Regions from separate parts of the Mus musculus genome. Here region 2 is linked to region 1. Evidence: chromatin loops called from intact Hi-C (ENCODE). Cell type or tissue: heart. All regions are shown on one strand. Each heading gives the region's core, and the rest is flanking DNA. Links, peaks and the distances in the headings are about the cores only.

Region 1 (8,338 bases), core at 133-8,132:
CATTTTGAGATCATACAGAAAAAATGATAAAGTCTAACTTGTCCATGGGATTGTTTCTGCATTTGCTCATGTAGAGATACTCACTAGATATACTGTACACAAATATAGTTATAGACATATACAATGGAGAGACAAGCAGACAGACAGACAGACACACATGCACACACACACACATGACTCCAACAGCAAATATCTATAAGAAGATAAATGTAATATGTTGTATATACATGATTAATTAACCCTAAAAAGAAAATAATTCCTGGGGCTGGGGAGACCGTTTCTGTTCCAGAGGAGCCAGGTTCAGTTCCCAGCACCCACATGGTGGCTCACAAGCATCTGCAATCCCAGTGCCAGGGGATCTGACTCCTCTTCTGACCTCTGTGACCTCTGACCAGGCATGGGTGGGGTACACTGAAGTACATGCAGGCAAAACAACCTTACACATAAACACAAAACAAAATAATGAGAGAAAAGATAAGAAAATGAAGATAACTCTTAGCTGGGAGTGGGGGTGCAGATCTAACACTCCGGCGCTCAAGAGCAGGAGATAAGAGGATCATTGCAGGTTCAAGAGCAGCCTGCTCTATATAGCAACTTAGGTATGTTTCCAAGCCAGCTAGTGCTGCATGGTGAAGTCCTTTTAGGTGTCCAAAACCTAAAAAAGCATAGAAAGAAAGAAAGAAAGAAAGAAAGAAAGAAAGAAAGAAAGAAAGAAAGAAAGAAAGAAAGAAAGAAAGGAAGGAAGGAAGGAAGGAAGGAAGGAAGGAAGGAAGGAAGGAAGGAAGGAAGGAAGGAAGGAAGGAAGGAAGAAAGAAAGAAAGAAAGAAAGAAAGAAAGAAAGAAAGAAAGAAAGAAAGAAAGAAAGAAAGAAAGAAAGAAAGAAAGAAAGAGGGAGGGAGGGAGGGAGGGAGGGAGGGAGGGAGGAACTCAACACCTGGATAAACCTTGGGGATGCTAGATATTAAACTAGGTACTTGGGTACTTGACAATGGCAAGCAAGCAGCCAGCACCATTTTGGAGCGGGTTAGTCTGTGGCTTCTGGCTGTATCGAAGCATAACACAAGCATCACTTCAAGTGCCTGTCTGTGGTCTGTGGAGAACACATGTTTCTGCTAACCCTGTCAGGACGGAGGGTGTTTGTGGCGAAGAGGCAGAACCCGGGCCAGGAGCACACTGAACTTGCAGAGCTCAAGGGCTGGAGAGTGGGCTGAGTCTGGGGCCTGAGATGGGGAGGACCGCATCTTCTGCCTCTTTGCTTGTTGGAACCACGGTCTTGCACTCACTGCCCCTGGCCCCAACACACAACTGAAGGCCAGATCCTTGGGAGTTTTGTGCCATGCTGGGAGAACTTTAGCAGAGTAGATTTCCTTTCCCCCTTCCTTTCTCCCTCTTGATTAACATGAATCTGATCTTCCAAAGAAGGAAACGGCTGCTAAGATGAATTTTGTTAAGTATATTTTACCAAAATAAATGTTTTAAAACAATGACATCATGCATTACTTATAAGTATGTATCACATTTCTTATCACGTTGTGAGCTCCTAACAGACACTTGCTGTCCAAGGCCCATCATGACTGCATTAGTGGTGCACTTAGATAAGAGGGCCCGCCCAGGACCTGGAGATGGAGCCCAGTGACTGAGTGTTAACCTCATGCATGCAAGAAGGGTCACCCAGACTTTCAGAGATGTATTTTAGGGCTCAGGATGTGGCTCAGTTGACAGAGTGCTTACCAAGCATGTCCCTGGGTTCCAATCCAATTTAAACCTGGCATAGTAGCCCAAGACTGTAACCTAGTCCTGGGAGGTAGAGACAGATAATCATGAGTAAGGTTATCTTCATCTACATAACAAGTCCAAGACCACTGGACCACAAGATCCTTTTTTAGATTGTGCCTCCTACCCCGTGTGCGTACACGCCCCCCCCCCCAAACCAATCAAACAAACAAACCCCAGATGTGGCAATTTGGTAATATAGTCCCAAGGATATCTCTTCCTAGGCCCTGTGACTAGACTTGCCTGTGAGTGACTGTTTCACCTGGTTATTTAACCACAGTATGTAGCTGGGATAGACTGGTATTCTAGGGAGGTATTTGTGGCCTACTGGTTTTCCAGTTACTACTGTTGATTGCCACAAGTGGTAGGAAACCAAACCAGGTAGAAGGAGTTCTCCTGTACAAAATAGAGAACTACAAGCAATATGTGTAGGTCTCCTTCAGCCACACACCACCGCCCCCAGCTTATGACAAAAAGTGATTTCTGCCAGCCAGTTAGAGTACCATACCAGACTGGTGAAGACAGACGCAAGGGTTTAAGCCGCATATAGAGCACTCTTGAGCCTCTTACAACCCCAGTTCTTCAGCACCTGCAGTCACCCATTAGAAGGGGTTCTGGCAACACCTCGGGGTTCTCCAAAACACAGAATGGGAGGAATAATAATTCTGATTCTCTGATACATACCCACTGCTTCTGTCTGTCTTTTAGATCGACTTATGTCCAACCACTTCTTAGAGCATACAAAGTTCTCTTTAATTCATTACCTCGGCTGATCCTCATGAGAAACTTCTGAGGGAGAGGCAATCGTGGTACCCCCCCCACCCCCACCCTCATGTAGACAAGGAAACTGAGGCTCAGGTGGGTTATGAGATTTTCCAAGGTCAGGTAGATGTAACTGTGGGCTCAAGTTTGGAGGCCAGCCCAGCAGGTAGGTAGATGTAATAACAGTGGGGTCAGGGTTGGAGATGAGACACGCCTGTCCACAGGAGCCTGTCCAGGGCTTCCTTTTCCTTAGTCCTCAGGTTCTGTCACCTGCTCTGTAAACTTGCTGTCCTTCCCTTTGTGGGGGGAGCTTTCTGGAAAGAGGACCAGCTATAAAGCCAAGACCAAAGGAAACATAAGTTGCTTCTCTACGGTTCCCCTGGGGAAGCAGGGATGGCTAATCTAGGATGGCAAAGCCTTCTAGAACAGCTCCCAGAGGCCCCATTGACTCCGAGGCTCTCTGAGCAATTTTCTTCTCCCAACATCATTCTTGCTTCACTGCTCCATGGGTCACCTGACATCACTACAAGACAAAATGCCCAATGTTTATGTTGTCCCCAGCATAGTGACAATGAAATCCAGAAGTTCACACCTCCTCTCACCATCTGGTGTATGGCGACCACAGCAGGGAAGACTACCCTCTCTATCACTCTCCACATAGTGTCTTGTGTCCTTTGCAATGGCCTGGATCCCAAGTCCAACCTGCATACTGCTCACTTTGGGACTGTGACCCAGGGCCCCTGCTTGCCGGAACATTCTCTTTTCACAAAAGAGTTTCCTCCATAGCTTGTGCCTCCTTGTTCATTTTCCAGCCTCAGCCAGGGCCAGCCCTTCAGTGCTTGCTTGCTTTCACCTGGCTGACGCATGCAGGAGCAATGCTACTACATACGTGTGTTTTCTCTTCTCACACCAGTGAGTCACTGTGAGGCAGAGCATTGTGTGGGACTCGAGTGTGAAGAGAAAGCTCATCTGAGACAAAGGTCCAGGTTTCAATGGAGCCTGAGTGAGCCCAAAACCCTGCTTATGCTCTGTTTGTTCCACTAAGATCATCCAAGCTTTCCACCCTTAATCTACTGCGTGAGTCTCATTTTCCTTCTTTGTTGCTATAGGCATTATACTTCTAGGCCAGCCATCTTGGTCATAACTTCACATTTCTAGTGACACTGAGATAGTGCCCAAAACAGGTACACTTTCAAAGGCCGCAAGAAGTCAGAATCTGGGCTGGAGAGATGGCTCAGCTTTTAAGAGTACAGACTGCTCTTCCAGAGGTCCTGAGTTCAATTCCCAGCAACTACATGGTGGCTCACAACCATCTGTAATGGGATCCGATGATGCCCTCTTCTGGTGAGTCTGAAGAGACCTACAGTGTACTCATGTACATAAAATAAATAAGTAAATTTAAAAAAATCAGAATCAATGTTGTTGTAATTATTTGCAGGTATTCCAAAATGTTATTATCTTTAAAAATCCATTGGTGCTAGAGATTTGAGCCCAGAACCTTGTGTTTACTAAGCCATCACCACGCCGCTGAGCTGCATCTCTAGACTTCTTTTGATTTTGAGATCGAGTCTTAGCCAAGTTGCCTGGGTCGGCTTTAAGTTTGCAACCTTCCTGCCTCTGTCTACGGAGTAGCTGGAAATGCAGGCCTGTGCCACCAAGCTTGGCTTTCCTTATTACTTGGGGAGTATGAAGCATTAAATGTGGAGAATATTCTTACCACTATCTCATATGGGAAGAGGCTTAAGCCCAGAACACCGGATATAGAACTCAGAGCCACACTCAGCGATGGCGAATGGAAGCTAGAACTCAAGGCTCCTGGGTTCTGTCCCTGTTTGTGTTCCTTGAGGTGATCGCCGGCTGTGAGGACGGCTTCAGAGCTGTACCCTGGCTCTGGTTGCTGACAGCCCGTTGACCACTTCACAGATGCACAGCTGACTGCAGTCTGGCCTCCTTTACAGAGTAAAGCTCTGTAAAGCTGGGCAGTCTCTGGTGCCCTCAAGGGGCAGAACTGAGAAGTGAAGAATTCACACAAGGTCTGTTAGAGCAGTGGGTCTCAGCTTTCTAACGCTGTGGCCCTTTAACACAGTTCCTCAGGCTGTGATGACTCCCAACCATAAAATTATTTTCATTACTACTTCATAATTTTACCACTGTTACGAATCGTAATGTAGATATTTATGTTTTCCGATGGTCTTAGGTGACCCCTGTGAAAGGGTCATTTGACTCCCCCAAATAGCCCACAAGTCGAGAACCACTGATTTAGAAGTGCACTGAGATGTACAGACTTCAGATATGCTTATTCTCAGTGCGTGATGGTTTTTTTTTACTCGAATTTTTTTTATACAATAAAGTTTATTGCATTTTTTAAAGAAATAAAATGATGACTCAGGAAGCTGTGGGGTGCCATGTGTCATCTCCACGGGACTCTCCAAATCCACTCAAGTGACTGTTTTCTTTTTTTTTTTATTACGTATTTTCCTCAATTACATTTCCAATGCTATCCCAAAAGTCCCCCATACTCTCCCCCCCCCACTTTCCTACCCACCCATTCCTATTTTTTTTGGTCCTGGCGTTCCCCTGTACTGGGGCATATACAGTTTGCATGTCCAATGGGCCTCTCTTTCCAGTGATGGCCGACTAGGCCATCTTTTGATACATATGCAGCTAGAGTTAAGAGCTCCGGGGTACTGGTTAGTTCATAATGTTGTTCCACCTATAGGGTTGCAGATCCCTTTAGCTCCTTGGGTACTTTCTCTAGCTCCTCCATTGAGAGCCCTGTGATCCACCCAATAGCTGACTGTGAGCATCCACTTCTGTGTTTGCTAGGCCCCGGCATAGTCTCACAAGAGACAGCTATATCTGGGTCCTTTCAGCAAAATCTTGCTAGTGTATGCAATGGTGTCAGCGTTTGGAAGCTGATTATGGGGTGGATCCCTGGATATGGCAGTCTCTAGATGATCCATCCTTTTGTCTTAGCTCCAAACTTTGTCTCTGTAACTCCTTCCATGGGTGTTTTGTTCCCAATTCTCAGAAGGGGCACAGTGTCCACACTTTGGTCTTCATTCTTCTTGAATTTCATGCGTTTAGCAAATTGTATCTTATATCTTGGGTATCCTAAGTTTTGGGCTAATATCCACTTATCAGTGAGTACATATTGTGTGAGTTCCTTTGTGATTGTGTTACCTCACTCAGGATGATGCCCTCCAGGTCCATCCATTTGCCTAGGAATTTCATAAATTCATTCTTTTTAATAGCTGAGTAGTACTCCATTGTGTAAATGTACCATATTTTCTGTATCCATTCCTCTGTTGAGGGGCATCTGGGTTCTTTCCAGCTTCGGGCTATTATAAATAAGGCTGCTATGAACAAAGTGGAGCATGTGTCCTTCTTACCGGTTGGGACATCTTCTGGATATATGCCCAGGAGAGGTATTGCTGGATCCTCCGGTAGTACTATGTCCAATTTTCTAAGGAACCACCAGACTGATTTCCAGAGTGGTTGTACAAGCTTGTAATCCCACCAACAATGGAAGAGTGTTCCTCTTTCTCCACATCCTCACCAGCATCTGCTGTCACCTGAATTTTTGATCTTAGCCATTCTGACTGGTGTGAGGTGGAATCTCAGGGTTGTTTTGTTTTGCATTTCCCTGATGAATAAGAATGTTGAACATTTTTTCAGGTGCTTCTCTGCCATTCGGTATTCCTCAGGTGAGAATTCTTTGTTCAGTTCTGAGCCCCATGTTTTAATGGGGTTATTTGATTTTCTGGAGTCCACCTTCTTGAGTTCTTTATATATATTGGATATTAGTCCCCTATCTGATTTAGGATAGGTAAAGATCCTTTCCCAATCTGTTGGTGGTCTTTTTGTCTTATTGACGGTGTCTTTTGCCTTGCAGAAGCTTTGCAGTTTCATGAGGTCCTATTTGTCAATTCTTGATTTTACAGCGCAAGCCATTGCTGTTCTATTCAGGAATTTTTCCTCTGTGCCCATATCTTTGAGGCTTTTCCCCACTTTCTCCTCTATAAGTTTCAGTGTCTCTGGTTTTATGTGAAGTTCCTTGATCCACTTAGATTTGACTTTAGTACAAGGAGATAGGAATGGATCGATTCGCATTCTTCTACATGATAACAACCAGTTGTGTCAGCACCATTTGTTGAAAATGCTGTCTTTCTTCCACTGGATGGTTTTAGCTCCCTTGTCGAAGATCAAGTGACCATAGGTGTGTGGGTTCATTTCTGGGTCTTCAATTCTATTCCATTGGTCTACTTGTCTGTCACTGTACCAATACCATGCAGTTTTTATCACAATTGCTCTGTAGTAAAGCTTTAGGTCAGGCATGATGATTCCACCAGAGGTTCTTTTATCCTTGAGCAGATGCTGGCAAGGATGTGGAGAAAGAGGAACACTCCTTCATTGTTGGCGGGATTGCAAGCTTGTTCAACCACTCTGGAAATCAGTCTGGCGGTTCCTTAGAAAATTGAACATAGTACTACCGGAGGATCCAGCAATACCTCTCCTGGGCATATATCCAGAAGATGTCCCAACAGGTAAGAAGGACACATGCTACACTATGTTCATAGCAGCCTTATTTATAATAGCCCGAAGCTGGAAAGAACCCAGATGCCCCTCAACAGAGGAATGGATACAGAAAATGTGGTACATTTACACAATGGAGTGTTTTTTTTAAAGTGTTTTGTTGTTGTTGTTGTTTTTAAGATTTATTTATTTATTATATGTAAGTAAACTGTAGCTGACTTCAGACACACCAAAAGAGGGCGGCAGACCTCATTATGGGTGGTTGTGAGCCACCATGTGGTTGCTGGGATTTGAACTCAGGACCTTCGGAAGAGCAGTCGGCGCTCTTAACCACTGAGCCATCTTGCCAGCCCGTACTTTGTTTTTATTTACTTACTTACTTACTTATAGTTTCATATTGCCTGTCTGGCCTCCAACTCACGTGGTATCGGAGGATAACTTTGAACTTCTGTGTCCCTGCTTGTACGTCCAGACTGCTAGTACAGCAGGCAACACTCCCATGCCTGGTTATGTGGTGCTAGTGATGGAATCTACAGACTCAGTCAATTCTAAGGCAAGCACTCTACCCACGGGGCTATATCCCCAGTGCCAGTCCATTGGACTTACTAGAAATAAAAATAATTTCTATTACCATTCAAGAAAAAGAAAAATTTGGGGCTTTGGTTACTATCAGAGAGAGAGAGGGGAAAAAAAAACCTCAAGAATTTACTGGCCTCTTTCAACAGGGTTGACGATTTACACAGATCTGGTGAATAGCCACAGAGATCTCTGGTAGAAGAGTTCCCTGCATTTATATTAGGGAGTAAATTTTCCTTACCACTGCAGTAAAGTCTAGATGAGAAACAAGTCTTCTCGCCCACCTTGCAAATAGCACAGCACTTCCAGAAGAAAGACTTCAATATGTTACTGAAAAGGACCCGTGTACTCATATGAAAAGCCATATAATTGATCTGTGCCATTTTTAACATCAATAATTTTATGCAACAGAAGTTTCCGTGATTGAAATTGGAAACACTGATATATTTGCTTAAACATATCCTGTTTTATGTGTCCTAGGGTGGATTTTTTTATGGCGCTATCTACTTTTATCCCTATGTGTAAAATCTGAGAAACTAAAGTTTGCATATATAATTAATTAGATTTTCTGCCTCGTGTTTTTTCTCATATATGGACTCTAGATATCTGTATGTGTCTTAAAAATAGAAAGGGGATCTAAGGAGATGGATAAGTGATTAAAGCAACTATAGCAAAAGTATAAGGGCTCTTG
Region 2 (8,338 bases), core at 116-8,115, 390 kb before region 1:
ATATATATATATATGTATATATATATGTGTGTGTGTGTACATGTGTGTGTATATATATATATACACACATACATATATGTGTATATACATAGACATATGTATACACACACACACACATATATATACGTGTATATATATATATATATACACACACACATATTATATACATCAATTACAAATAACATTCTAATGTAATCACGCAAGAGATTCAACAAGTACTGAGGCATGCAAAAAATGTTCCTGTCAAACACCAAAGCTATAGTGATATACCGCTTAGTAAGATTAAGGAAAAAAAAGAAAAACACACTAGCATTAGGACATTCTATCAATGTAGTATTATAAATAAATAAATAAATAAATAAATAAATAAACAAACACTTTCTTCAAGCTACACATGGGTTCTATTTGCCAAGATCTATGACGCTTCTTTACTAACCAAAGTTATAACCGCTTACAAGCTCTCTGCCTGTACGTGGATTAGCAACGAGGACTGCTTCCATATATCTGTGGCCCAAACAAGCTTACATTCTAAATCTCTGAGTCATGAAAGTCTTACTGAAGCAAACGCTGTGCTCTTAAATATCACACTTCCATTAACTTCTAGGTAACACTGGGTTCCCTCTCCCAAATTCACACGAAATATGTATTTTTTTTTCCGTTCTCAGTAGTATGTCATTTGATGTCAATGATGGCACTGGATGCCCTAGAATATTTTCCATTTGGAAAAGATGCAAAATTTTCCACTCAAGACATGACAACCTGGCAAACTCATGCCTTTCACTTTCTAACTACCGGATGAAAACCTAAGCAAACTGGACTTTACTAAGCATTTGCTATGTAATAATCACTTCCACCGTATACCTCAGACAGCTGCAAAGGAAAGGTGGACTGAAAAGGGACCTGCATCGCGTGACAACTAGTGAGGCCCGATCCTCTCCTCCCACCTACAGGACCAAAGACCGGGGGCCAGGCGGAGGACGCTTATGCTTGAGCCGGGACATGGGCAGGACATGGGGGACAGCCACAATTACCGATGTTCCTGTGACCCTGCAACTGCTCCAGCGCCGCCCTCTCTTTGCGGAAACCATACTCCGCGGCCGAGGCCGCAGCCCCGGTGGTTCCCGGAGGCAGGAACTGCTTGAGGGCGCCGGGGGGCGAGCCCGGGGTACCGCAGCACCGCACCCGGTACACCGAGGCCGACGAGCCGCTGCCCAGGCGGCTCTGGACCTGCCACAGCCGCCCGAAGGCCTCCAGGAAGCGCGGCGGCTCGGCGCCCCACGCGCAGCCGGACCCCGCCATGGTGCGGGCTGGGCCGAGGACACGCGAGCCGACACGACGCGCCAGGCAGGCCCGCGGCGCCCGCCGTCACATCCCCGCCCGGACCCGCCGCTCCGCAGGGAGGGGCCTGCAGCGCTCCGACCGACTCCCCGGACCTCAGGCCGCCATGACACCGGAAGCCGGAGTGCACTCGGACCCAGCCGGAAGTGGGGGAAAGCCAATCCTAGAGGCTGAAGGAGGCGGGCCTAAGAGGGGCGGGGCCTCCAGGGGGAAAATTGTTTAGCACAAAACAACTGAGATATTAAACTTAATTATTAGAGATGGGGTGTAGCACAGTAGTAAAGTGCTTGCCTTGAATGCGCAAGGAAGGCCCTGGCTCCAGCAAAATATATGATTATTGATTTTTTTGTTTTATTTATCTTTAAAGAGTTATTATATTTGTATTTATATATTTGTGTATTTGTTCCTCATGTGTGCAGAAGTCAGAAGAAGGTGTAATATCTTTTGGTGCTGAAGTTACAGGAGATTGTGAGCTGCCGGGTTTGGGTGATGGGAACCAAAGTCCTGTCCTGGGGAAGATCAGTATTTCCTCATAGCCACTGAACTGTTTGTCTCTTGTGCAGCTATCTTATTTTCTATTACCTATTGTTTCAAGCTGAAAGCTACGTGCTTTCACATCTTCCTGATATCCATCATTACCACCTCCCTTTCTAATATAACTCCGATTTTCTTTGGAACAGTAATATACACAAAAGAAATACCTGGCCTCTCTCAGAAGTGGCTGTGACCACGCCCTCTCTCTAGTCAATAAGACCTTCCTGCATAACTAACAAGGATTTATTGGAAGATCTAACTTGACTCACTTAGATGTTGTGTTTTCTTCCCTGTTACTTCCTATCTCCTGCTTAAGAAAATAAGCGTAAAGCTAAAGACAGATTAGTTGGGGCTAGAGAAATGGCTTAGCAGCTAAGAGCACTGACTGCTCTTCCAGATCAGGGTTCAATTCCCAGCATCCACATGGCAACTCACGAGTGTCTATAACTCAAGTCCCAGAGCATCTGGCACTCTTACACAAACATGCAGGCAGAATTTCAGTGTATATAGAAATAAATAAATCTTAAAAAGCAAAACAAAAAATAAAGACAGATTAGTCATCCTGTTTATGAAGCAACTGAGAGAATAAAAGCAACATATTAATATATTAATTGGATGTGATCTATTGTGCCAAAAAGCCCAAAGTATGTTGTCTTAGATATGGAAGCATTCCCTTCTACAATTAATAATGCAGGGTTCTGCCAATCTCAGTGGACTTTTATCTTTGTGACCTATGTGTTTGCCTTGTCTTTCAGCATTTCATGGTTTTGAGAATGGGGAAAGAGACCAAAGAAGCACAAAAATAGCCAAAATGGTACTGAGTTTTCTGGTCGTATCCCATTAGCTAGTGCTTACCTAGTCATATGACCCAAGCTAGCTCCAGACAAGCTAGAAAATTCACATAAAATTCATAACTAATGGAAGAAGAGGAAACTGGGTGTATAGGGACAAATAAACGCAAGTCTAGATCATTCATGACCCAGAAGAAATGCAAAAGGTTTCTGGATCCTTGACAGCTTGGTAGAAATCCATTGTGCTTCCTAAAACCATCCTCCAGACTTCTTACTGGGGGGGGGCAGGGTGCCTATTTGATTAAAGAATCTTAATGTTTTAAAAACACAAGAGCTTTTATGCATATAAATATGCACAGTGTAGCATTTACCACATTAGTCATTTTTAAGTGTATAGGTAATATAAAATATTTTGACCTTGTGCAAACATTATCAACAAACATCTGAGGAACTTGTTCCATACATCTTGTAGAAACTAATCTCTCTTCTAATTAAACAAGCTGCCAACTCCTCTTTCCTTCAGCCCCTGACAATCTACCAGTTCATTTTAGTTCTTATATCCATAGTCCTCTTGTTAGTCTACTTGTTAACTTGTGTTAACGCAAGTGGCCATACAAATCACCATTCACAAACCACTCAGATTCACACAGATAACCTCATCATGACTGAATACAAATAACAGCTCATAACCCGAGGACCACTAACTGACCAAATGACATGAGATGAAGAGGGAGTGGGGCTTGACCTTAGCATCCACCATGCTCCAATTTCAGAAGGAAGTAGCCAGAACTAAAGTTGGCAACTGTGAATCATTAGGTCCCCATCTCCTGCTACTAGCTCTTCTACAAAGTCTTTTATTTAAGCAAACGGTGTGGGATATTGGATCACAGAAGCTGATTTGGTAGAGAGATAACCATGCCTTAGATCCTGTCTTGTGCACACACACACACACACACACACACACACACACACAGAGCTGCTAAATTCTTAGCATGTAGAAACTTGAAGATGATGTGAGACAATGGAACTAACTTCCTAAACTATGGATTTATATTCACTAATCTGTTAAATGCAGAGACTCCCTCCCTGTAAACCTAAGTTCAAATCCAGAGCACCTATGTAAAACAAAACAACCAAGCATGGGAGGCATGCCTGTAACCTCAGTGCTAGTAGTAGGACCTGTAGGGGCAGGAGGACAGCTAGGACTTGCTAGAAGTAGAAGAGGTGGTGCACCATCATGAGTCCCAAGAAAGAAGATATGTTTGAGCCCTCTCAATCTGATCTGCCCCAGCATCTGAGAGTGGACTGCCATCATTACAAACAATCTAAATTCCAGTTATGCTTATTCTGTGACAGGAACATGGTATTTCTTTCAGTCTCCATAACAACCCATTAGTGTTTTATAGTAGGAGAAATGGATACTGAATTTGGAAGTCATGTGTTTAATGCCATGTGCATGACGAAAAAGTCAAAGACTTAGGGTTAAAAGCTGAGCAGTTAACTCTGGAACCGATTCTCGCCTATGCTTCTGAATATAAATAATATTTTTATGTAAGGCTTTTTGGTTTCTTGGGGCAGGTGCTAAAACCCAATTTTGCTATTTACCAATGCTTCTACCAGAAGTTGGAGAAGAGAGCAGCGAGACTGGGAAGTCATTTTCCTTGCCTCCACATAGACAGATGGTCGAGTTTTTAAAAAAGAGGACTAAGATTCCTCACAAGCTCTCCTCATCCTGCTCTGCCACATTTTAAAGGAGTGAAAAATACAGTCATTCTCTTCCTCATTAGTATTGCTATGTGGGGTGGGTAGAATAAAAAAATTTATTCGTGCATATCAAATTATTGTTCTTAAGAAAATCAATCATTCTTGCATTAAGCTCTGCTCTAACATAGTCAAAAGAAAAGACTGCCTACCCTCTCTCTCTGCCACCCACCCCTTCCCCATGAAACAAACACATCAGAAAAGATATGCCATTAAAGTATGCTCAGTACCAAACAGACCATGGTGGTGCATGACTAATTTACCCAGCACTAGGGGTTTCCTTGGTTTAGCTCACCATCTTTCCCCTGCTTATCAACACTCCAACCACAAGGTGGAGACAAGAGCAGGGAGGTTAAGAACTCTACATCGCTCAAAAAGTACAGTAAGTCTCAGAAGAGACTTGAAATTTTTATAGGGTTTAGATTCACATAGATTATGGGGACTTTATAAATTGGACTAGGTATGTTTTGTATTTATGGCTATAAGCCTACTGGGGCCAGGGATGTGGTGATTTGAGAGAAATGATTTCCATAGGCTCATAGACAGTGGTACTAGTAGGAAGTGTGGCCTTGTTGGAAGGGTATCTTAGTCGCTTCTTGTTACCTGCCTATTCAGTTGTAGAACTCTCAGCTCCTTTTCCAGCACAATGTCTGCTGCATGCTACCATGTTTCCCACCATGAGAATAATGGATTAAACCTCCAAGCAGTATCCCAGCCCCAGTTAAATATTTTCCTTTATAAGAGTTGCTGTGGACATGGTATCTCTTTGCAGCAATAAAGCCCTAAGACAATTAGTATCCTTAAGTAAAATAAATATGTAAGAGTTTCCTTTTTCCTGTAAGAGATTGTGTTTCTACAACTGAGGACGTGAATTAAAGTTGTCTTTTGATTGGTTGGTTTTTATTTTAAAAAGTCTTTTAAAACATGTAAGAAAAATCAGTGCCCAAGATTGAGGATCAGATACAAACAAACAAACAAACAAATATCCAAAGACTTCCCTGCTTTAGTGAGGGATATGGTCTCAGGCCTCTGTGGAGGGCCTGGGTCATCCCTGTAGATGTTACCGATGACTCTGCTTCGTCTGGGGAAAAAAATGGCCTAATTGGAACATATTAAGGATTATGGTTGCTATTACCTTGGTAATCTCTATTTTAATCCTGATAACCAAGATGACTTCTTATGCCTTCTTAAGGAAAAGGGCTTTAGAAAGATAAGAAAAAGAGAAAAATGAAAAATAGGAGCAAACCTTAGAAGTGCAACTTGAAAAGTTTATAAATAAGAATGAGAAAGATACAAAGATGACAGAGATACAAGAGTGGGAGAGAAATGAAAAAACGGAGACAAACCTACGAAGCAAAATTAGAAAAGTTTATAAATAAGAATGCAGATGATAGTAAGATGATAGAGATACAGGAAAGGAAAAAGATGAAAATTGGAGTCAATTTTAAGAAGAAAATTTAGAAAAAATTAAAAATAAAATTGAGGAAGATACTAAGAGACAAAGGACGGCTCAGAGCCTATAGCATCACCTTGTAACAAGGCTGCAAAAAGGCAGTCTATATCTGTTTAAAAAATAAAGTAAAATTATTTTTCCAGCACTGATAAGGGTATCAGAAGGAGATAAAAAGAGACCCATGGGGTTATCAAGAATTCAAATGGCTGAGCTGGGCGTGGTGGCACATGCCTTTAATCCCAGCACTGGGGAGGCAGAGGCAGGCAGATTTCTGAGTTCCAGGCCAGCCTGGTCTACAGAGTGAGTTCCAGGACAGCCAGGGCTATACAGAGAAACCCTGTCTCAAAACAAACAAACAAACAAACAAACAAACAAACAAAAAGAATTCAAATGGCTACCTATAGAGACACAAGATTTCAAAAACTTTAAGGAAGCAGTAACAACCTATGGCATATTCACCTTATGTCAAACAGAAATTTAATAACTGGGAAAAACAAATGGTATGATTGTATCCAAGATATAGGAGAGATTTGATGAAAACCATCTTAGAAATCCTCAGTTACAGTGGCTAACATGGTGGAAAGATGAAGCTTCAATCATGGAGCAACAAAATAGGCCTAGAGGCATTGAGATGATCAAGCATCACTTACTAGGTGAAGATCCCTCCTCTGAATTGAGAGTACAGACTGTCCTTGATCATGCCATCCTAGAACAATGTCATACAGTAGCCTTAAGAACTTTGGACAAGTCTGAATGACAGGGGCAAGCTGATTTGTTTACAAAGCTAGGCCAAGGTTCAAATGAATCTTTCACTGACTTTTTACAAAAAATTAACTCCAATGAAAGCAATATCATCAGATCCAACTGGTAGAGAAATTTTAATAGGATATTTAGCTTTTGAAAATGCTAATGGTGAATGCAAAATGTCCATTATATCTTTAAGGACCAGATCTGCACGTCATTATGAATGGATTACAACTACTGTGGATATAGAATCTAATGTGGTTATAGAATCTAATGTTCACTATCCAGTTGTGGTTGGACAAACAATTACAAGAGATATAAAAACTCAAAATGCTCATTGCTGTGTCTGTGAAACATCAGGTCATTTCCTAAAGAGCTGTAGATGAACAGTTCCTAGGGATAAATTCTTCTATAATAATAATAATAACTGAGGGAGAAAGTTTCCTATGAAATGTCGAAAATGTGGAAGGTACCAACATAAGGCTCATGAATTGCTGATCCCCCTACATGGGAATAGCTCTGAGACTAGTTGAGACATTAAAGTATCTCCAGCCAGAACTTCAGCCACGTATAGCTAATAAATCTTGTTGAATATAGAATCCTTATGCCATCCTTTCAAATGGCATAGATAGAAATTTATATTATAATTTGGTTATACAATCTAACTTATAAGAAAGACAGTTTGTATATAAGCTTATAAGCTGCTCGAACAGAGAGCAGACAACCATCTTTAACTGGATTGTGCACACTTCACATCCCATACATATGTTATTGCAGAAAAGTGTATTCCCTGTGGGAGTTATATGTTTACAGACACCAATGAAATTGATGCAGCCCTGGTAAGAGTCACCCTTGGGGATGCTGAGATGCTAAGATATATTTATGCCACCACACTGCTTGATTCTACCTAGGACTGCCTCAATTCTGTTTCCTCAAAAATCTGCATCCAAGACAATTTCTAAGTGGCTAGCTAGATTGTCAGCATCATAGACTGTGCCTGTCAGGGCTTCATCTAAGCTCTGAACTTTCTCAGCATGCAGAGACTGGACAGCAAGTGCTATGGCTAAGTTTCTTGAGACTGACCAATAGCCTGATTTGAGGGTGGGAGCAAAATAAAAAATGATGCTCCAAATCAGCAGAAAGCAGTTTTAGGAGAGTGACACCCCCATTCCCGAAAGGTAAGATGGGGTGATGGATGTTTGTTGCTGTTAGGGAGTGGGGGTGGGGATGGATGAAAATTGTTGATGGTCTTGATCAGGGAGAAAACAAAATAAGGGAGGTTAAATTCCAGGATTTCTTTTACTCTTTCTTTTTATGTCCTCTATTATTTTTTCTTTCCTATCTAATGTTAGGGGAAAAGGAGAAATAGGAGATGAAAAGAAAAAAAGGAGAATTTAGAAATAATATAGGAATTATAGGATAAAATGATAGATTATTGAATCTATTCTTAGACCAATACAACAACAATCAACATGAATAACACAAATAGTTTTATATTGGTATGGATTTTTATATTGATACATATTTAGGATTATATCTTTTTACAACATTATATATATAATATATACATATATATGTTTGTGTGTGTGGTGTATGTGTGTGTATTTCTATGTTTCAACTCTTATTTAAGGTATTGTACCTATATAATTCTTAAAAATGAAATGTGAAGTTCTAGTCCTTTTAACAAGCTGCTATTACAAACTGTTTAGAATAATTA

The links. Hi-C counts contacts between places; a loop is a spot of excess contacts. Peaks named below come from ENCODE experiments on the same cell type or tissue, not always from the same donor. Only the 100,000 strongest peaks of a DNase experiment are listed, where the experiment ranks them.
Region 2: a loop joins it to region 1, with 15 times the contacts of the local background. A loop is called at or near these places in 28 of 42 quality-filtered maps.

The regions. Positions count from the first base shown.
Region 1 is chr1:170,608,895-170,617,232 of GRCm38, forward strand. No RefSeq gene overlaps it. Among named protein-coding and RNA genes, the nearest start is that of Nos1ap, 23 kb to the left of the region's middle. In heart, for the core only: a CTCF peak has its summit at 4,533; no DNase peak of the experiment used is centred there; H3K27ac peaks cover 3,164 bases.
Region 2 is chr1:170,213,942-170,222,279 of GRCm38, forward strand. Uhmk1 (U2AF homology motif (UHM) kinase 1) reads right to left here and starts at 1,466. Exons shown (of 8, transcript NM_010633.4): 1 at 1,032-1,466. The coding sequence starts at 1,299. In heart, for the core only: a CTCF peak has its summit at 4,743 (motif pointing right); a DNase peak (open chromatin) is centred at 1,420; H3K4me3 peaks cover 1,580 bases; H3K27ac peaks cover 1,280 bases; H3K27me3 peaks cover 743 bases.